3 separate regions of the Homo sapiens genome follow, and regions 1 and 3 are each linked to region 2. A link is a contact called in ENCODE Hi-C or POLR2A ChIA-PET data. All regions are on one chromosome and are shown on one strand. Each heading gives the region's core, a stretch centred on a gene start or an enhancer-like site at or near the end of the contact. The rest is flanking DNA. Distances are from core to core; before and after follow the strand shown.

Evidence for each region. A loop is a pair of places that touch in the nucleus more often than their neighbours do. ChIA-PET counts read pairs that join two places held with the same protein, here RNA polymerase II (POLR2A). Pooled maps may share reads with other maps.
Region 1: a loop to region 2 is called in a pooled map, with 2.3 times the contacts of the local background. The contact joins the promoter of LINC02642 here to the enhancer-like site in region 2. A Hi-C loop is called at or near these places in 1 of 168 maps with a recorded cell type or tissue (natural killer cell) and 7 of 50 pooled maps. POLR2A ChIA-PET finds 5 or more read pairs at or near these places in 1 of 52 experiments (IMR-90).
Region 3: a loop to region 2 is called in a pooled map, with 2.1 times the contacts of the local background. The contact joins two enhancer-like sites. A Hi-C loop is called at or near these places in 1 of 168 maps with a recorded cell type or tissue (natural killer cell) and 6 of 50 pooled maps. POLR2A ChIA-PET finds 5 or more read pairs at or near these places in 1 of 52 experiments (IMR-90).

What each region holds. Positions count from the first base shown.
Region 1 is chr10:7,471,599-7,475,618 of GRCh38, reverse strand. It overlaps LINC02642 (long intergenic non-protein coding RNA 2642), which reads left to right and starts at 2,770. Exons shown (of 4, transcript NR_184109.1): 1 at 2,770-2,849. RefSeq lists enhancers at 3,322-3,421, 3,432-3,631.
Region 2 is chr10:7,241,585-7,245,430 of GRCh38, reverse strand. It overlaps SFMBT2 (Scm like with four mbt domains 2), which reads left to right. Exons shown (of 21, transcript NM_001387889.1): 9 at 1,726-1,873. Among named protein-coding and RNA genes, the nearest start is that of SNORD129, 57 kb to the right of the region's middle. Within about 2 kb of position 1,415, at least 3 of the 41 ENCODE cell types and tissues checked have a DNase peak (open chromatin) inside an H3K27ac peak, as active enhancers do; they include natural killer cell, where a contact is called at or near this core.
Region 3 is chr10:7,490,715-7,494,509 of GRCh38, reverse strand. No RefSeq gene overlaps it. Among named protein-coding and RNA genes, the nearest start is that of LINC02642, 20 kb to the right of the region's middle. Within about 2 kb of position 2,074, at least 2 of the 41 ENCODE cell types and tissues checked have a DNase peak (open chromatin) inside an H3K27ac peak, as active enhancers do.

The DNA.
Region 1 (4,020 bases), core at 1,521-4,020, 230 kb before region 2:
AGCAGAAGTGTTGACTCAGTGCAGGGCTGGTCCTGGCTGTCCCCAAGAGGTGACCCCTATCTTTCCATGGACTCTCTGCAGTTTCTGACTACCCCACTTCATGTAAATCCTGAGCATTTGGTGACTGAGGGCACTGTCCTCACCGTGGGGTGGACCGGGATAGGGGGGCAACCCATGGGCTCCTTGGCTGCCTCCGTGATCTCCCTGGCCCAGGGCCAGTTGTTCCTGCCGAGAGGCATAAATCAGCAGTTGTAACCTGTTGCAATGAAGGTAGAATCCACAGTTGTTTTTCCTGTAGCCCCCAGCTGGGCTTTTGCTTAATTAGGCTCAGAGGAGCCCGTGAATGATTGCGTTTGCCGAAACGCGTCACCAGAACACGCTGTTCTGATTTGGCTGCATCTGAGATTTTATGTTTGAATATTTTGCCGCCTGGCTTAAGCCAACAATATTTAAAATATTCTTCTTTAACTTGCATCTGCAATGAATGCATGGTCATATTCCTACAACCAAGTCCGGTAAGAGATGTTCCACATTCAATCCAGGTCCAGGTCTTTCAGTCTAGTCCAGGGTGGGTAGATTAGGGAGGCAGGGTAGAATACAGGGACAGTGGCAGAGGTGGGGACAACAGAGAAACCCCCAAAGAAAGGCCATCATCTAAAGGAGGTGACTGCCTGAGGTCAGGAGTTCGAGACCAGCCTGGCCAACATGACGAAACTCCATCTCTACTAAAAATACAAAAATTAGCCGGGCGTGGTGGCGCACGCCTTCAATCCTACCTACTGGGGAGGTTGAGACACGAGAATCACTTGAACCCAGGAGGCAGAGGTTGCAGTGAGCTGAGATCACGCCACTGCACTCCAGCCTAGGTGACAGCGCGAGACTCCACCTCAAAAAAATAAATAAAAATAGAAAATAAAAAAGGTGACTGGAGGGTCCCTGTGAGTGAGGCTGGGGCCCGTGAGAGTAGAGCTCAGTTCTTGGAGACTGAAGACTCATGGGAGGAACTCAGCAGGCAGAGGCCTCAGGGCGCTGCTGGGACTCTCAAACCACATTCTGCTACAGCCAGCTGCACCTGGAGGGGAAAGAGAAGTCCATTCAAATAATCAGAGATGTCCTGGGCTCATCGGGACCACTCAGCTGTTGCCTGTCCTAAGAGTACTTAGAAGAACTTGCAGTGAAATTTCCAAATAGAAGGGGGGGGGGGCGTAATTAATTATCCATCCCTTTGGGATATTGGAAAAATGCCCTCGGGTTATCCATTACCCTCTGTTAATCAGGACGGACTAGAATTCCATGATAATAAACAAGGCCCCAGATCTCACTGGTTTAAAACAGCAAATGGGCTGGGCGCGGTGGCTCATGCCTGTAATCCCAGCACTTTGGGAGGCCGAGGTGGGCAGATCACCTGAGGTCAGGAGTTCAAGACCAGCCTGACCAACATGGTGAAACCCCATCTCTACTAAAAATAAAAATAAAAAAAAATTAGCTGGGTGTGGTGCCAGATTCCTGTAGTCCCAGCTACTCGGGAGGCTGAGGCAGGAGAATCACCTGAACCCAGGAGGCAGAGTTTGCAGTGAGCCGAGATCACGCCATTGCACTCCAGCCTGGGTGACAAGAGTAAAACTCTGTCCCCCTCCCCCAAAAAAAATTAAAAAATTAAATAAAACAGCAAATGTCTGTTTCTCATTCATGCCACATGGCCATCACAGGTTAGCTGGTGTGTGCTCTGGTGAGGCACCAAGGTCCTCCCCATTCCTCCCTCCCCCCAGCCCCTGGCAACTGCTAACCTACCTTCTGTCTCTATGGATTTGCCTATTCTGGACATTGCATATAAATGGAATCATAATATGTGGCTTTTTGTGCCTGGCTCCTTTCCCTGAGCAGGGTGTTTTCAAGGTTCATTCATGTCATAACATGTCTCAACACTTCATTCCTTTTTAATGGCTGAATAATACTCCATTGTTTGAATATACCACATTTTGTTTATCCATTCATCATTTAATGGCCATTTGAATTATTCCACTTTTTTTGTCTATAATGAATAATGCTGCTGCTATGAGCAGCTTTTGTGGCATTCCATATGTTTTTGTATGTTGTATTTTCATTTTCCTTCATCTGTAAGTATTTTCAAATTTCCCTTGTGATTTTTTTTCTTTGATTCATTGGTTATTAGGAATGTATTGTTTAATTCCACATATTTGGGATTTTCTCAACTCTCTCTGCTATTGATTTTGAATTTAATGTGAAACTTTTCACAGTTGTTGATTTTGTACAAACCTACCAAGAAGTAGACATTGTGGACAATTCCACGTGACCCCCATATTGACCACCGATAGTTTCTAAGTGCTTTATGAACTTGCAGACTTGTGTTTTATTCTTCTTTCTTTTCTTTTTCTTTTTAAGAAACATATGATGCAGATACATGGGTGGGCTTATTAGTTCCTTATTTGTGTTAGAATAATGACCATCCCCAAAAGATGTCCATATCCCAGGGCCTGGAACCTGTGAATCTGTTACCTTAGATGGCAAAGGGACTTTGCAGATGTGATTGAGTTAAGGAACTTGATATGGGGAGGTTATCCCAGATTATTCAGTGGGACCCAGTGTAATCACAAGGGTCCTGATAAGAGACTGGCAGGACAGTCAGGGTGAGAAAGGAGATGCAGAGGCAAAATCAGAGGCTGTAGTGACGAGCTCTGAGGATGGAGGAGGGGGCTACCAGCTAACGAACGTAGGCGGCCTTTAGAAGCTGCAAAAGGTAAAGAAATAGCTTCTCCTTTAGAGCCTCAAGAAGGAATGAAGCTCTGCCAACAGTTTGATTTTAGCCCCAAACTCTGATCTTCAAAATTGTAAGTAAATAAATTTGTGTTATTTTAAAAGCCGCTAAATTTCTGGTAATGTGACAATAGAAAACAAATACACCAAGGAATGAATGATTTCATTTTGCAGTTTTTTTTATAATTCTAGCAGTTTGGCAAAAGAGAGTAAGGGCTAAACACCTGGCTTATGGAGTCAGATGACCTGAATCCAAACTCTGGTGAGAAGCTCTATGAATTGGGCATATTACTTAACTTGCTTAGGTTTCAATGTACATTTTTGGAAAAATGAATCCATCTCGTAAGATTGTTGTAAGGATTAAATGAGTTACTGCAGTAATACTGGTACAACAGTGTCTGGCTCACAGTAAACACTCAACAAATTTTAGTTGATTTATAGAACATGTTGTTGCACATTTCAGCAAATACTAGAGCTAGGAAGTAGAATTGTGTTGAGAATTCTGCATTGCTGTGTCCGGATTGCTGCTGTCACAGCCATATTAATTGCTTACAAATCAGAGAATGAGCATTCTGAGCAGCACGTGGTCCCAGGCTGTAGGTGTCTGCAGCGCTCAGGAAAAGCCCCGATGCTCCCCAGCAGCTGCACCTGCTCCCTTGGGAAGGAGTCTCTTTTTTGTTCCTCTTTCAGTTTCTGAAGAGAACAGAACATTTGCGCCATCTGGTTTGGGTCGTTATTTTAACCCAGTTTCATTTCCGTTTATAAAGGTATTAAATACTCCAGGCTATATTTGAAACAGTTTCAGGATCAGCATGACTGTAGTGTTCCTGGCTTAACCCTGAGAGGTTGCTGTTCCCAGTGACTATCTAGGCTGAAGCCCATGTAGGATTTGAAGAGACTGATCCAGGCTTTATGAGTGGCTGCGACCATGCTGTATGTGTGTATGTGTGTGTGTACACCGCCTAAGTGTGTTCATTTCAGCCACAGCAAGAGTTATGTTACAAGGATAGCATAGACAGCCCTGCCTATTGCAAGAGTAATGCATCAGGTGTGAAACAGATCTTTAATGCTGTGTGAAGCAGGCTCTTTTAAGGTCAGCCAGACTTTCTGGGGAAAAAGAAACTATTGCCTAACCCTTCAGGTCATGGAGACTTATGTTTTTGTGTTTTTCTCGCAGTTTTACAGTTTTAGCACCTACATTTAAGTCTTTGATCCCTTTTGTGTTCATTTTTATGGATAGTGAGA
Region 2 (3,846 bases), core at 166-2,665:
GTGGAAATTCCTTCTTTACAGGGTACCGCAGCTCCACCAAAATCACATGCTCTTTATATACGTATGTGTGTGTATGTGTATATATGCAAGATAGACTAAATAACAGTAATTTAACAGATATTTATTGAGCATTCATAGGCTCAATTCTGGACAATGTTCCCATTGTGGAGCTTTTATTTTAATGGAGGGAGACAGACTATAAACAGAATCAATAAGTAAATAAATCTAGTATGTTACATATTAAATGCTAAGGAGAAAAATACACCAAGGCAGGGATGTTGGGGTCCTGGGACTGTGCCCCCCGGTAGCAGTGAGGACCCCAGGAGGCCTTGGTGTTAGTTTCCCTGTTGGTAGGCACTTGGCTTTGCACCCTGAGCCAGATCGCCGTGCATCAGTTTTCAGGACTGTCCAGTGGAGTCCAGGTGCCCAGCAGAGTGAAAATGATAGAAGTCAAAGGATTTTCATAATCCTTTCAGGTGGTGGGAGGATGAGATTCTCAACAGGGCTCTCGGACATGACCTCACTGGGAAGGCCCCATCTGATCCTTTGTTGCTTGAAGTTGACTTTCACAGGCAAACCTTCAGTAAACTATTTACCAAAATTAGCACAGGCAAGAACAGAAGTGAATTTCCTTTCCTGCTTCACTTTGAACTAAATTGCTTCCAGAAAAAAAATGAAGGGGCCAGGAATCATAGCTTTGTAAAACTCTCAAGGTTTCCTAAGAAAGACTGGGTTATGTCTGTTGAATTGGGAAAGGGATCTTTTTTTCTGGCCTGTTTTAGATACTAAGTTACTTAAATCCATCTTGCTTTTCAGTGATGGTCCATCTGATTTTTACCCTCTGCTTTGTTTATCGGCATGTCTTGTTCTTATTTCTTCATTGATGTTTCTTCTTATATTCAGTGGACATTTATCCCGTTCCTATGTACAAAGCACTTTCTATGCATTTGGAAATACTTGTGTTAACAAAAAGACATCACTCTCCTCTAATAACTTATGCTCTATGGCATTGGAAGACTGATGTGTAATCGGTCTAGGAAGGAATGAGAGTTTTCAATACAGAAGTTGAAGTCTGAAATTTTAGGAGCGCAGAGTGAGGGCGGTTTATTCCAGCCAGATCAGAAGCATTGAAATATGAGATGTACCTTGAAAACGCACTGTGTTTTGATAGCTTAAACATGGCATTGGGGGTTGTTGTAGTCCATGAGGCTTAGTGTGAACGATTTCCTCTCGGGCTGGAGGGTGGGGTGTTCTGAGGGAAAAGGTGCAGGAGGAGGCTAGAAAGCTCCAAGCCAGATCTTGGAGATTCTTGAGTGATCTGGTGTAAAGAGTTTGGTGCTGGCTGTGGACACTGAGAAACGGTTTCACTTTTCAGTTCCTGTCTTGGCTGTCATCTAAGCTGGGGTTTGTCTGTCTGACTTCCTCCATTCATTTTTCTTCAAGCTATAGCCATTGGTTGACTTCTCTAAGTCTTTGATTTTGTTCATTCTCACTCTTCCAGATAACCTAGTTATTTATCTTTTCATTAATAGGACCACAGCAGTCAATTCTAACTTTTTATCAGCTGAATTAATTTAGTAATGGACATTGAAAATGCCAGTTTGTATTCAAATCATTTTGATGAACTATATTAATTGCCTTTGGAAGCTCTGCCACTATTTTATACTAGCATTATATGTAACTCTAAAGAATTAACCTTTGGCTCCCCCATTTTTTTTCTTTTAGGTTTTTAACAATCACTTTTTTCAAGTGACTATTGATGACCTAAGACCTGAACCAAGTAAACTGTCAATGCTGTGCCATGCAGATTCTTTGGGGATTTTGCCAGTACAGTGGTGCCTTAAAAATGGAGTCAGCCTCACTCCTCCCAAAGGTTTGTATTCTGTGAAGGTATGCAGGGTCTGGAGATTCAGGAGGGTGTCTTACTGTCATTGAAGTAACACCTGCATTAATCTGGGGAGGCTGGTTGTGTAAAGGGTTTAGATGTAGTAGAAATAGGGCGTTCTTCATCAGCTTGACATAGGTGTCAGTTACAGCTCCATCCCCTGGCGAGGCGAGTGGCCTTGGGCTTCTCACTTCTGTCCACAGGAGTTTCCCCATCCGTTACCGCATTATTGGCAGATGTGCTGCTATTGTGTAGACTTAGAGGGTGCAGCATTGCTAAGTGATTGAGCTCAAAGACTTGAAAGTGTCTGAGAAGTGGCTTTACAAATGTAACACAATGTTGGTGAAGCATTTCTTTAGAGTGTTTATTTCCAGCGAGCTAAGCTTTCTCCAGAGTCAATTTGCTTTCAGATATCCGACAATTAGATGCTATAATACTTTAAAATAATTACACTGGGAGCCAGGATGCATTAAAATAATTTTAAATTGGGATTCAAGAACCACATTGTTAGTGAATGCCAGTCTTAGAGTTTACCAGTGTGGTTTGTTGTCCTCTATAGGTCAGGTTTATTCAGGAAGAAAGCAGTAAGATGAGAGGTGAGACTAAGAGAAGAATAATAAAGGTATAGTAAGAAGAAGAAAATTGGAAAAAGATGAGAAAAGTAAACTTATTGGGGAGGATTTTAACAGACAAACTTAAATAATAAGGGGTTTTGTACTAACCTTTCCAGATCTCTAGGGATTGGATTGCTTGGGACATTAACCCTATTGGGAGAATCATGCAGTTCCCACAGGTTGAGTCCCATCTTGCCTGGTGGCCTCGCCAGTCTGTTTACATCATTTAATGGTGCCTGCCTGCTTACCTTTACTATGACTGTACTCTGCTGGGCTTTTATCTTCATTTTTCCCCATATTTGTCCTTACGGAGGAGATGCTTTTGAATATTTCCATTTCAGCTTTCAACTCTTTGGGTTAAAGTTGTGCAGTCATGGAGTTCCGCCTAATGGTATATGGTAAACTTACACAGAACACAGTTTACCAGTCACTGTTTTTAATGCCTAATTCATTCACTCCTCAAAGTGAACTATGAAGAATCTAAGTCACAGAGAGTTTATATAACTTGCGCAGGGTCATTTGGATCGTAGGTCTCCAGGCAGAGCTTGGGTCCTGGGACTGTGTCCCCTGGTAGCGGTGAGGACTCCAGGAGGCCTTGGTGTTTGTTTCTCTGTTGGTACACACTGGCTTTGCACCCTGAGCCACATCACTGCTTCAGTTTTCAAGACTGTCCAGTGGAGACACCTGTGGGAGTCCCCAGGTGCCAGCAGAGTTAAAATGAGTCGAAGGATTCTCATCCCTTTAATATGGCCTTGGGGGAGTCATATTATCAACGACCTATTGGTAGTAGGTGGGAAGTCCTTCGCTGCTGTGGAATTAGCCATAGGTCCTGTAGAGTTTGAACACCCTGTGGGCCATCTTCCTTTGCTTCCTTTGGACTTTTCTCATGGAAGTATGTGTGGGGAATGGGTCCTGTGTCATTGAAGGAAAACTTTTTCTAGATATGTAAATGCTACTTGGTTAGACTTTGCTTATTCCTCAATAGTATTAGAATCTATTATATTTAAGAATTTTGAAAAAATGGTTGGCTGTTTCCTCATTGAGTGAAAAAAAGGAAAAGTATTTATATCAGCATTTTGGCTGCTTGATCACTCCATTATGGCAGAGGTTTCATAGTTGTCAATGTTTTCAGAATTTTAAGATACATTTTCTATGAATTACATAAAAAGATCATTGACATAGCTTAGAAGTTCACCAGGAAAATGGATGTGCCTATTTGGATACTTGAGTTTTATGATATTAAGAAAATTGTTTTACATTAATGCAACTGAACTGTTAAACATTCAATGAAAGGACTGTACAAAGATATAAAATTAAATATTTTTATATTTTAAGCTTTTTATACAT
Region 3 (3,795 bases), core at 825-3,324, 250 kb before region 2:
TTCCTCAGCTTATCAAAATCCTTGGGTCCTTCTAAATAAGCACGTGCTAATTTATACACCAAAGCTTCCTCTGCTGCGTCTGCTCTGCATCAACTCTTTGCAATGTGCCCTGAGATTTGCTTTAAAGCCACAGATCAGCAATTTCATTGTGTGTGCATTCATTTGTTTGCTCAACAAATATTTATTGGGTTCCTAACATATGCCAGACATTGTGCTAGGTCCCCAGTATATAATGAGGAAACAAGACAGATTCACTCCCCATTGTGATTTAGGGGGATTGAGAGTGCTGTCATGCAGAGAAACTCTCCAAAGCAGTGGTGGGAGGGGCCCTTCCTGAGCCAGCTTCTCTCCTTGCTATTGCTCCTGTTGCCCTGCCATGGCAGGATCTCCACCCAGCCTCCCAGACTCTCCTGCACAGCGGCCCATTGAATCCTGCCTTCCTGTAGTAAGAACTTACGGTAGCTTGCTAATGGGGTGACACCCTTGCCTCTTGTGTGTGGACAGTGCAGTGGTTGTTTGCAGCAGGAAGTTTGCAATAGGCCCCCTCCTTGCTCCTGCATCCAAATTCAGGAGTTCTTTGGCTATCCAGTCAGGCGATTGGAAGAGACTGAGTCCCCCACATTATCCCCTAAACGATGTCCCACCAGAGAGTTTAGCCTGAGCACCTAAAAGCTGTCTTCTTATTCTACGTCTGCCAAATCCCAAATGATGATCACGATGCTCATTGTTCACTGAACCTCTTCCTTTTCTCCATTAGTAGAGCAATGTGGGAGTGGACGGGTAGAGAGAAGTTGGAAGTTGAGGATTTTGTGGCATGTTAGGCTTGCACTTCCCAAGTTAAATGCTGACCTTTATATTTGTGATGTGGTACCCATTGGTGGGGACCTAGAGGTGTAGGAAACAATGGGATGACAGAGCATCAAGAAAATGGAGGCAAAAGACCGTCTCCTCTCCCCCAGCCCCTCTAAGACATCCAGTGCTGTGTGAGGTGAAGAGTCACAGCTTGACGACCTGAGAAAAATCCTTTTGCTCTTCAGAGCTAAGTAAGAGTGTGCAGGAAAGAATTTCTCTTAAAGGACAAGAGCTGGGGCTCACTGGTGCCAGGATGATTGTTTAGGGTTAGAAGAGAAAATAAATGTGAGTATTTGTGTTATCCGCTGGAGCTGTCGTTTGTGCAAAAACTTTAATAAATCCCTTCCACGTATAAGCACTATGCTAGGTGCCAGGTATGCAAAGAATAGCAAGATATAAACCTCCTCCTTGGGATCTTATGATCCAGCTTAGGTTCTGGGAAAGGCATTTGTGTTGGAAAAACAAATAAATATTTAAAGAGTTTTTCAGTAAAATTGCATAAATCTACTTAGATGTTGAAAGCACAAGATGTCCTTGTTGGGGCAAATGGGTGACTAGGTGTCTGAGAAGCTGTAAAGGATGCATTTGGAACCCACTGGAGTGTGGTGAGCCTGTGAGCTGGGAGGCAGCCTGGACCTCATGATTTCCAGAAGCAGGAGTTTCTCCTTTTAGGTAGTGTCAGGGAGTCAAAGAGCTAGGGGGGCAGTGTCATTAGGGAGGAGGATGGTGTCAGAACCCGAGTAACCCTCCTCTTGGGACTTCCGGAGCTAGTCGGTGAAGAATTTAGAAGCAGGGCTCTTCCCATTTTGTGTATGTGTGATTCCATATTACTCATGGCCAGCAGGGATTGAAGAAAGCTCTGGTACATAGAAAGCAGGTTGACTAATTTCCCTTTCTTGGAAATCTGAGTGGCAAATCACAAAGGGTGTGAGTAAAGAGAAATGAGCTTTTTTTTTTTTTTAATCAAAGGAAGTTTAAAACGACATTGTTCTTGCTCTTTTCATAATATAAAATCTGTCATCATACTTCATGTAAGTAACTATAGATGGGAAGCCATTGACATTCAGTTAGAGGACAACAGAGAGCAGATTTCTGGGTTAGTTAAAATTAGATTTGGTCACACATAACAGAAAACCACAAAGCAATCAGTTGCTTAGGCAAGGTAGAGGTTCACTTCTCTGTCATGTAACTGTAATACTGGCTAGCAAGGTGGTCCTTACAAATTCATGCTCTGATCTTTCCACTCTGACATTTTCAGTGCATGGATGGCTTTTGTTTCCAAGGCCACCTCAAGGTCCAAAATAGCTGCTGGAGGTCCAGCTGTCACATTAAGGTAGGAAAGAGAAGAAAAGCAGAAATGCAAAACAAACTCTTGCTGACAATCTATGCCTTTCAATAAAACTTCCTGGAAAAGTCCCACTCAGCATTTTTATTTACATTGTATTGAGCCTAGCTTAGCCACATGGTCATGCCAAGCTGCAGGAGAGACCAGGAAATGTAATGTTTAGCACCCAGGTAAAAAGAAGTTTGGTCTTTAAGGAGGGGGGAGTGGATGGGTATTAGGTAATAAATGACAGTCTCTACTGCAAGGTTTTTTTTTTTTCTTTTTTTCTTTTCTTCCTTGTCCTTCTGTCTTTAGAGTCTAGGCCTCTTGTTGTGCCCTCTAACTTCCAATCCCACCCCACTCATGGAAGAAATAACTTACAATAGCTTTCTAATTGGCTAGATAGAGAGAGAGAGAGAGAGACAAAGAGAGAAAGATTAGATAGACAGAGAGACAGATACATAGAAATAGGTAGATTGATTGATTATAAGGAATATCCAATATTGTCCATGTGATCATGGAGGCTGAGAAGGCTTGTAATCTGCCATCTGCATCTTGGAGACTCAAGAAAGCCCATGGTGTAATTCATTCCAAGTCTGAAGGCCTGAGAAGCAGGGGAGCCAGTGGTGTAAATTCCAGTCTAAAATAAGCAGAAGAGAAGATGAGGTATCCCAGCTCAAGCAATGAGGCAGAAAAAAGGAGGTAAATTCCTCCTTCCTCTGCCTTTTTGTTCTATTCAGGCCCTCCACAGATTGAATGGGGCCCACAACACTGGGGAGGGCCATCTGCTTTACTCAGTTCCCCCATTCAAAGGCTAATCTCATCTGGAAATATTCTTACAGACACACCCAGAAACAGTGCTTAACCTGGGCACCCCACAGCCCAGGCAAGTTGACACATGAAATTAACCATCACGCCTCTCCCATGAAAGTCACATTCCCTCAACAAAGCAGGTCCTAGACGTTCAGATGTGGGTGGAGATTGAACAAACCCTTCCGGAGTGCACACTGTGTCCTGAGCACTACGCAAGACACTTCTGCGTCCCTTGTTCTCAGGGATACGGTCGACATATTGTGAGAGAATCCAGCTCCCCAGACGTGATATTACTCTAAATAGGCTGTGTCTTATTCATCTTTTTTCTTGGCACATAGTGGCCACTTATGAAGGCGGATGTCAGGAACTCTTACACATCCTCCTTCTTGCTCTTTTTCTCTCACTCTGCTCTTTCTCCTCCTTAGGAGCAGGGGAAAATGGAACTGAAGTGGGCCTGACTAAGCATTTCAACTTTCCAACCTGTTGTTAATATTTTCGTACAGGTTTTGGTATCTCTGTCTCTCAGCAGCAACCAGAGCCCAACACAAATGTGCAAATAGATAAAGTTAGTCTTTATTTCCCTTGGGGTTTCCCCTGCTGCTCCCTCTTTCCTGATGCAGAGGGCTGGCTAAGTGCTGGGATGTGTGGTGGAGACGTTGCTGATCAGGGCCTTTTTTTTCTCTTGAGACAGAGTCTCGCTCTGCTGCCCAGGCTGGAGTGCACTGGTACGATCTCAGCTCACTGCAATCTCCACCTCCCAGGTTCAAGCGATTCTCCTGCCTCAGCCTCCCACGTAGCTGGGATTA